Regions from separate parts of the Homo sapiens genome. Here regions 2 and 3 are each linked to region 1. A link is a contact called in ENCODE Hi-C or POLR2A ChIA-PET data. All regions are on one chromosome and are shown on one strand. The core of a region is the stretch at or near the end of the contact, and the rest is flanking DNA. Distances in the headings are between cores, read along the strand shown. Region 1 holds the start of RNF34 (ring finger protein 34). Region 2 holds the start of SIRT4 (sirtuin 4). Region 3 holds the start of CLIP1 (CAP-Gly domain containing linker protein 1).

Evidence for each region. Hi-C counts contacts between places; a loop is a spot of excess contacts on that map. ChIA-PET counts read pairs that join two places held with the same protein, here RNA polymerase II (POLR2A). Pooled maps may share reads with other maps.
Region 2: a pooled map shows a loop between it and region 1 (4-fold over the local background). The contact joins the promoter of SIRT4 here to the promoter of RNF34 in region 1. A Hi-C loop is called at or near these places in 1 of 37 single-sample maps with no recorded cell type and 10 of 50 pooled maps. POLR2A ChIA-PET finds 5 or more read pairs at or near these places in 5 of 52 experiments (CD4-positive, alpha-beta T cell, CD4-positive, alpha-beta memory T cell, HEK293 and 2 more).
Region 3: a map of B cell shows a loop between it and region 1 (19-fold over the local background). The contact joins the promoter of CLIP1 here to the promoter of RNF34 in region 1. A Hi-C loop is called at or near these places in 1 of 168 maps with a recorded cell type or tissue (B cell) and 2 of 50 pooled maps. POLR2A ChIA-PET finds 5 or more read pairs at or near these places in 2 of 52 experiments (H1 and activated B cell).

What each region holds. Positions count from the first base shown.
Region 1 is chr12:121,398,812-121,401,519 of GRCh38, reverse strand. It overlaps RNF34 (ring finger protein 34), which reads right to left and starts at 1,402. Exons shown (of 6, transcript NM_025126.4): 1 at 1,302-1,402. The coding sequence starts at 1,307. RefSeq lists enhancers at 231-762, 763-1,294, 1,780-1,859.
Region 2 is chr12:120,300,943-120,303,650 of GRCh38, reverse strand. It overlaps SIRT4 (sirtuin 4), which reads right to left and starts at 1,330. Exons shown (of 4, transcript NM_012240.3): 1 at 1,273-1,330; 2 at 1-90. The coding sequence starts at 89.
Region 3 is chr12:122,421,310-122,424,017 of GRCh38, reverse strand. It overlaps CLIP1 (CAP-Gly domain containing linker protein 1), which reads left to right and starts at 1,349. Exons shown (of 26, transcript NM_001247997.2): 1 at 1,349-1,497. RefSeq lists an enhancer at 74-173 and silencers at 1,283-1,632, 1,653-2,052.

The DNA.
Region 1 (2,708 bases), core at 153-2,652:
TTATAACTAAACTGGAAAGTTAAAAATAAGCTTTTACAATATCCTCATACTTCAAGGCACAGTTCCAAAGTTACCTATTCCAAAAATATTCCTTGCTTTCTGTAGCCAGAAGTATCCTTTCTGGCTCCTGTGTTTTGTCCCTGCCTTTTTTTTTTTTTTTTTTTTGATACCTATAGCCTTCTGCCTTGTAATATGGTTACTTACAAATAACTCTTCTTTTGAATGGTAAACTGCCTTCCTAAGGGATGAGACTGTATTTTGAATTACTTCTCTTCACCATGTCTCCCTCTTGGCTAACGCACAGAAAACGTTCAACAAAACATGTGCTGAATTTCTGTGACCAGCTGACACTCTTTTTCAATCTTCTATAGTAAATCTTTGACGCTTTATGGAGACAGCGTTAATCTAGCAGCTCACCTGCTAGATTACCCACCCCCAGCACACCTCTGCACTGAGATTAACGAAACCATCTAGGTCTGAAAGTTATCATCACCTTATGACTCATCCCACTTGGTTTGAGTTCGGCAAATGAATCAATACCCTGAACTGACTGCTGTTCACAAAGCTCTTCAGAACTCTCAGTGATCGGGTTGAGAATCATCTCTCAGAAGTAGGCCGGAAACCCCGCTCCCCTTTCCCCTTTTCTTCAACTTCTCATCAGTAATGCTCCCACGCTCTCACTCCCACCTTGGAGAACTCAAGCTGCCAAATTCCTTGCTGCGTTTACCTAGTGGCGATGGAGGCACATCCAGCCTTCTCTAGTTCGCGGCCCCGACGTGCAGCCTACGAAGCACCCCTTCCGGGTGGCATCCCCACCCTGAGAGTTCTTTAACCCGTTAGCCTGGCCCTAGCCTCACCACCCCCTGCACCCCTCCTGTTCTCCTCGGTCCCACGATGTCCCCAACACTTGGGTTAGTTCAAGGACTCGGGGCGGGAAAGGGCACGCCGCGCGCCAAGGGACCGAGGCTCAGGCGAGCCCTGGCGGCTCTGCCTCAGGCCCCCGAGGAGGCGCACAGGGCCCGGCGCAGAGAGGGGCCCACCCGGCGCGAACGCTAGGGACGCCCGGCTTCTCCCCACCGCTCGGGTCGCTGACGGGGGTGGCACTGGAGGAGCTCGAGAGGGTCCGGCAGCCTGCCCTGGCTCGGTTGGGGCACCTGAAGCCGGGCAAGCGACCCCCCTCAGCGCAGCTCTCCGAGATGACGACTAGGTAACCGCTAAGGCGGAAAGAAAGGAGGCGCTTCAGGTGCCCTGGCAGGATAGGATTGGCGAGGAGGGTCTGTCCGGCTCCACCGGCCCCTCACCTTCATGGCCGCGACCGCCTCAGCTCGGCCGGCTCTACCAGGAAACTCAGCACCATAGCAGCTCCTCACACTGCCGACCTCCTTCCCTCTGGGCGGTGATTACCGCGCCCCGGGAGGCGACCGAGCGTCCGGACGTAAGGGGCGTGGTCACGCTCGCCGCGTGCCCCGGTAAAAGCGCAGAGCGGCGGCCACGACGACCAATAGGAAGCCGACTTTCGGGAGGCCGGTCACCAGAGCCAATGAAGCGACAGGGATTGGGCGGGGCCTCTGGCGTTCCTCCTGGCTGGGAGTGCGCGGGGAGGATTCTTTTCCGCCCCGAGCGAAGACCTGCGGACCTGGGCGTGGCGGAAGGCGCGCTGCGGCGCTGCTTTCTCGGTTGGGTGTTTGAAATGGGAGATAGCGTCCCTGAGGAAGCTGCTGCGGCTTTCTGGGCTAGGTGGTCAAGTTTCCGGGGAGGGGAGCGCGGGAAGGGCCGTGGTGAATTTGAACACGCCGGTTGGCTCGAAGGCCTTTGTTATGACCGTCAGAGCAGGGCCTCAGATTTCCTTCCCAGACGTTCCCGCGTTCATGCTCGGTGATGACCTCGGGGCTCCTCACTCGTGGGTCCGGTAAGGAGCGGCAGCTGCACTCGCTAGGACGCGGCCTTTAAAAACAAGACTTATTGAAAACACTTAGAAAACCAAGGGCTCTCAAATCCCAAGGGCTCTTTGAAAAGCTGTATTCAAAATAACCAAAATCGTAGCATAATAAAAGAATTTGCTCGAGTCTTGGAATTGCCTTTGGACAGAGAAACTGAGGTTGTAAATTAAGGTATCGATTTCTTCAGCTGTACTGGATGACAGTTTATTTTCCTACACCTTTTTTTTATTTTTGACAAGGTCTTGCTCTTGCCCAGGCTGGAGTGCAATAGTGTGATCTCGGCTCACTGCAACCTCCGTCTCCCGGGTTCAAAGGATTCTCCTGCCTCAGCCTCCCTAGTAGCTGGGACTTCGTGCGCCCGCCCCACACCCGGCTAATTTTTTCTATTTTTAGTAGAGACTGGTTTTCACTGTGTTGGCCAGGCTGGTCTAGAACTCCTGGCCTCAGGTGAGCCGCCCACCTCGGCCTTCCAAAGTGCTGAGATTAGCCACCGGGCCCAGCCGATTTTCCTACACTTTTTAATCTCACCTCTAACTTAACCAGTATTTAAGATTTTAAACATAAAAAAGTCAGTTCGCTCTTCATGAGGACCTAAGACTGTTCTGTTATTTATATACATTATAGATTTGCTTCGACAAGTTGTGCTATATTAGATTAAAACACACGGAGAGAGAGAGAGTGCGTGGCAGGCCACTTCCTTAGACTGAAATAATGCATCAGAGTATGTATTTCTCTTGCTTCAAGTGCTGCTCAGATAATGTCACTTCT
Region 2 (2,708 bases), core at 81-2,580, 1.1 Mb after region 1:
CCAATGGAGGCTTTCGAGCACGGCTGGCTGGGGTTTGCGATCCAACGGCCTTTTGCTGACCTGAAAGTCAACGCAAAGCTCATCTTCATTCTAGAGAAAAAGAAGCCTCATGTGAGAAACTGGGGTGGTTTTTTTTTTTTCTCATTTTTTGTTTGTTTGTTTTCGTTTTGTTTTTTGAGACAGAGTCTCCCTCTGTTGCCCAGGCTAGAGTACAGTGGCATGATCTTGGCTCACTGTAACCGCCGCCTCCCGGGTTCAAGTGATTCTCCTGCCTCAGCCTCCAGAATAGCTGGGACTACATGGCCACCATGCCCGGCTAATTATTGTATTTTTAGTAGAGGCAGGGTTTCACCATGTTGGCCAGGCTAGTCTCGAACTCCTGAGCTCTAGTGATCTGCCCGCCTCGGCCTCCCAACGTGCTGGAATTACAGGTGTGAGCCTCTGAGTCTGGCCCTAATGAGTCAGGTTTTGTTTGATTTTGTTCATGTAATTAAGCACACACACGCATTCCTTTTATTTTTTCATTTCCCCCTTATTTTAGTTTACCCTCCACTGCAAGCTCTGCTACTTGGACACATCAGAGAGACAAGACCCCTGCCCGTCAGCTTTTCTAGCTGTAACAATAGAGGGCCGGGTGCGGTGGCTCACGTCTGAAATCCCAGCACTTTGGGAGGCCGACGCAGGCAGATCACTTGAGATCAGGAGTTCGAGACATGCCTGGCCAACATGGTGAAACCCCGACTCTACTAAAAATACAAAAAAAATTAGCCGGGCATTGTGGCACGTGCCCGTAATCCCAGCTACTAGGGAGGCTGAGGCAGGAGAATTGCTTGAACCCGGGAGGCGGAGGTTGCAGTGAGCCGAGATCGCGCCGTTGCACTCCAGCCTGGGCGAAGAAGCAAGACTCCGTATCAAAAAAAAAAAAAAAAAGAAAAAGAAAAAACTTTGACATATTATTTGACACAATGCAATGCATAAATCCTCTAGTGACATGCACCCCGTATGTAAACATTATTTTATGTTTGGCTTTCCAGATCTGAGATCAGGACCCCGCTTTCTCCTTGACATTCCACAGCAAAACGTGAACAGCTGAACAAACACACAGTCCGGTTTCCCGAGACCAAAGGGTCAGGGGAAACCCCCGCTGAAAACGTGCATCAGTGGAACAACTACTCTCTTCCAGGTCCCACCGAGGGCAAAGAGGAGAAATAGAATCCCTCACAAGAAATCCACAACTTCTAGAAATCCGCAGCACACACAGAACACACTTACCTCTCACAGCTCTACGGACACTTCACACCCCACAGTGGGACCGTCTGATTGCATTTGCATTTTGGGACATGTAGTCCAGAAAGCTTAAATGATGCGAGAAAAACCACAAGTCCCACAATCCTCCGCGTCTCGCAATTGACAGCCCCAGATCATCCAGGAACGCCCCCTGTCGGCTCTTTCTGGTCAGAGGTTCCCCCGTTAATATAAAAGCTTTTAATCATGGATTTTTTTCTTTGTTTTCAATTTCTGTGGGCACTTAGTAGGTGTATATATTTATAGTGTACATAAGATTTTTTTTCTTTTTTCTTTTTTTTTTTTAAGACGGAGTTGTTGTTTTTTTTTTTTGAAAAAACTCCAGTCTGGAGTGCAGTGGCACGATCTCGGCTCACTGCAACCTCCCTCTCCCGGGTTCAACCGATTCTCCTGCCTCAGCCTCCCGAGTAGCTGGGATTATTTTTGTATTTTTAGTAGAGACGGGGGTTTCGCCATGTTGGCCAGGCTCGTCTTGAACTCCTAACCTCAGGTGATCCGCACGCCTTGACCTCCCAAAGTGCTGGGATTATAGGCGTGAGCCACTGCGCCCGGCCATCTTTTCTCTTATTTTTTGTCTTTTTTTCTTTTCTCTGTGCCTGTCTATGCTTTACCCACATGAGATGTTTTGATACAAACATGCAATGTGAAATGAGCACGTCATTAATCATGGATCTAGATTTGACTTTTTTTTAAAGTTTTTGTATTTTTAGTAGAGACAGAGTTTCACCATGTTGGCCAGGCTGGTCTCGAACTCCCGACCTCAGGTGATCCGCCAACCTCGGCCCCCCAAAATGCTGGGATTACAGGCCTGAGCCACTGTTCCCGGCCTAGATTTGACTCATTCTAAACATCAGAGTTTGTGATCCTTTTCATTCACAACGACAGTATCAAGTTATTTGCTATTGGTAAAATACCTTGAACTTGTGAAGAAATGTGTTTATACATATCTGAAAAAGTGATAGTTTGTTGTTGTTGTTGTTGTTGTTTGTTTGTTTGTTTTTGAGACGGAGTCTCGCTCTGTTGCCCAGGCTGGAGTGCAATGGTGCCATTTCGGCTCACTGCAACCTCCGCCTCCCGGGTTCAAGCAATTCTCCTGCCTCAGCCTCCTGAGTAGCAGGGATTATGGGCGCATGCCACTACGCCCGGTTAATTTTTTTATTTTTAGTAGAGACAAGGTTTCACCATGTTAGCCAGGATGGTCTTGATCTCCTGACCTCGTGATCTGCCCACCCTAGCCTCCCAAAGTACTGGGATTACAGGCGTAAGCCACTGTGCCCAGCCAAAAGTGATGTTTTTACAGTTAATATGAAGCCAAATATATTATACCTGGACTAATGTACTTAACCTGCTTGGCTTCTCCAATTTTATTTATCATATTTTTTTTATTAAGTTAATCAAACAAG
Region 3 (2,708 bases), core at 100-2,599, 1.0 Mb before region 1:
GCCTACTGAGTAGAGAAGAAAAGACAAGCCCATAAGTGTTCCTAGCTGAACTCCCCCATTAGAAGTGGTCTGTGCCTCATCCTATGACATCTATGATTCCACAGCTTGCTGATTACAGCTGAAGACTGTTTAGATTAGGGGGTGAGGCGCGCCTTTCAGATTAGGAATATGGATATGGGATTTCAGGAGTACCACCACCACCTGACCTTGCAGCCTGTAAATTAGGGCGATGTTGAATTAGGTAACAGCATTTCGAGGGATTTCAGACATGAATGGAGAGGAGGGGCCAGGAGACAAATTTACATAGTTCAGAACTTCGTGCATTACCAGAGCAGTTCCCTCTTCCTGCTGGTCCAGGCAGCACGGTGCTTTGAATAAAGGTCAGCTAGAGGGGTCACCCGCCGATTATTCTCTTCTACTGGCAAGGAGGAGGAAGCCCCTGCCCCCTTATCCACCACAAAATCCTGGGCTTCCCCGACAGCTGCAAATTCCTCCCTGGAGATGTAAGGCTTCTGGGGTTGCCATGGTCCATGGGAGTGAAATGCTGGCCGCCCTCTGCTACCCCAGCCCCGAGCAGGCTGTTGCAGCCTTCCCTCCTGTCCCTTTCAAAAGCTTTTAAAGGAAATCCCAGGGGGGAAGGAGGATGGGACACTAACCAGGGCTTCCGTCCAAGCAGCCAGGGCGAATAAAAGGGGCTTTTCTCAAACGAACGGAGCAAACCCTGGGATCGTTTCAAAGGATTTTTAACCCGCGGTCGTTCCCGGAGGGAAGTGGGGAGCAGATACAGTTCTTCCCAAGCTTAACCTGCTCTACAGTTCCTTTCAGCATTTTCTCCAGGGACGCCTCATCCAGGGTCTTTCCCTGGAGGGAGGCGAGGGCAGAGATGATCCTTCCCAATCCCCAACTTAACCTGCTTCGGAAGCGCCTTGCAGCCTGTTTCAAAGGATTTCTCACCCTTGTCTGGCGGGAAGGGGAGGGCAAACAAATGAATCAGCCCCAAAGAGCGGGCTGAGGTCGAGGCTGAATGGGGCTCTTGGGTGTGACTTGCAAATTCTGGGAACACTTTGCAGAAATGACGAGAAGCCCCTCGGAGCAGGCCTGTGGGTTTTCCCTCGCACCTTGCTCCCCAAGCCGGGGCTCGGGAGGGTTCGAGGGCGGAGCGGCGGGCGCGCCGGGGCCAGGGTCCTCCCGGGGCCGCGGTGGGCGCAGACAAAGAGGCGGCGGGGCGGCGCGGGGCCGGGCGCGGGCCGCAGGGCCGGTGCGGACTCGAGGGGCCGGGCCGGCCGGGCCGGCCGGGCGGGCGCGGCGGCGGAGCGCTGGGAGGAGCCGCGCGGCGTCTTCTCCTGGCAGCGCGCGCCCGCCCGGCCCCGCGGCGGCGGCGGCGCGTCACGCTCTCCCCCGCCCCGAGCCGACGAGCCGGGAGGCGGGAGGCGGCGGCCGCGGCGGCTGCTGCTGCTGCAGTGGGACAGGTGGCGGCGACCGGCGGCGTCCGAGGAGGTGAGCAGGGGGCGGCGCGGGCCCTCTCCCTTTCCCGGCACCCCCTGCTCCCCTGCCGGCTTCCCGGCCTGCGGGGCCCGCCCAGGGTCGGGTCGGGGGTCGAAGCCCGGCGTCCGGGAGCGGGGCCGAGCCTCGCGCGCCGGAGCCGTCCGGGAGGGGACCGCGGGAGTCTCGGGTGGCCGGCGCCGGAGGCCGGGGGTCCCTGGGGGGCTCCTCCGGAGCTGGAAAAGTGGCGGCCCTGTCAGCGCCGAGCCGGGCCTTCGCTTCCTCCGCCCGCCTCAAGATGGAGCTTGGACTCCTTGCCCCTGCGCCGCCCCAGGCGCCGCTCTCTCCCTGGCGCCCCGCTCCCTCTCCTGGGCCCCGGGGCGGATGTGGGATCGGCCGGACCCCGGGAGGCCGAAGCCGGGCGGGACCTGTTGCCCCGGGCGCCGCGCCTGTCACCTGAGCATTCCTCAGGCCCCGGGTGCCCGGCGCCCGCGATCCGGCATGGAGGGCACCCTGGCCCGGCCTCCCCCGCTGCCCCGGCTTTTGTTTTCCTCTCAAGTGGGGCTGTGATTCTCGGAGACCGGGGAAGGCTGGAGGTGGCCAGATCGCTCTCGGGTTTCCGAAATCACACCGCTGCCCGGTAATCCGAACCTTCTACCGCGGCAGGGGATTGGCGCGGAAGGCAGATGACACTTGTTCAGAGGTTATTTTACAAGCAGAACCTAGCGATTGCCCGAATTGGAAGGTCCTGCCTTTCAAAAATCGGGTTTTGATTCGGGGGTGAATCCTGAATCCGGCTGTTTCTCCACTTCATGTGGCTTTTCCATCTGGCAGGAGCCGAGCGCCACCCCCTCCTCCCTGCACAGCCCCACCTCTTTGGTATGAAGAAATTACACGTTGTCCGTCATCGGTTTAGATACCTGTTTTTAGCAAAACTTGGGCGCCAGTGAACTGTTTTTTAAAACAAAGGGTGGAGAAGATTCTGTAATTGTGTGTGTGTGATTCAGCAGCCTGGCCTTCTTCCTCTTTTAGGACAGTGGCCCCTAGCAGCTCTATAAGTATTAAGTGCTGTGGCCACTGCTGTCATTAGGGTTATGATTCTGGCTGTTCTTATTATTTGATTTGTGTCACTACTGTTAGCGATGGTATCCACGAATCAGGAGAGTATCCCAGAGTCAGGAATGTGTTTGTTTGACTTTTAGATTTAATGATAACCTTTAGCAAGA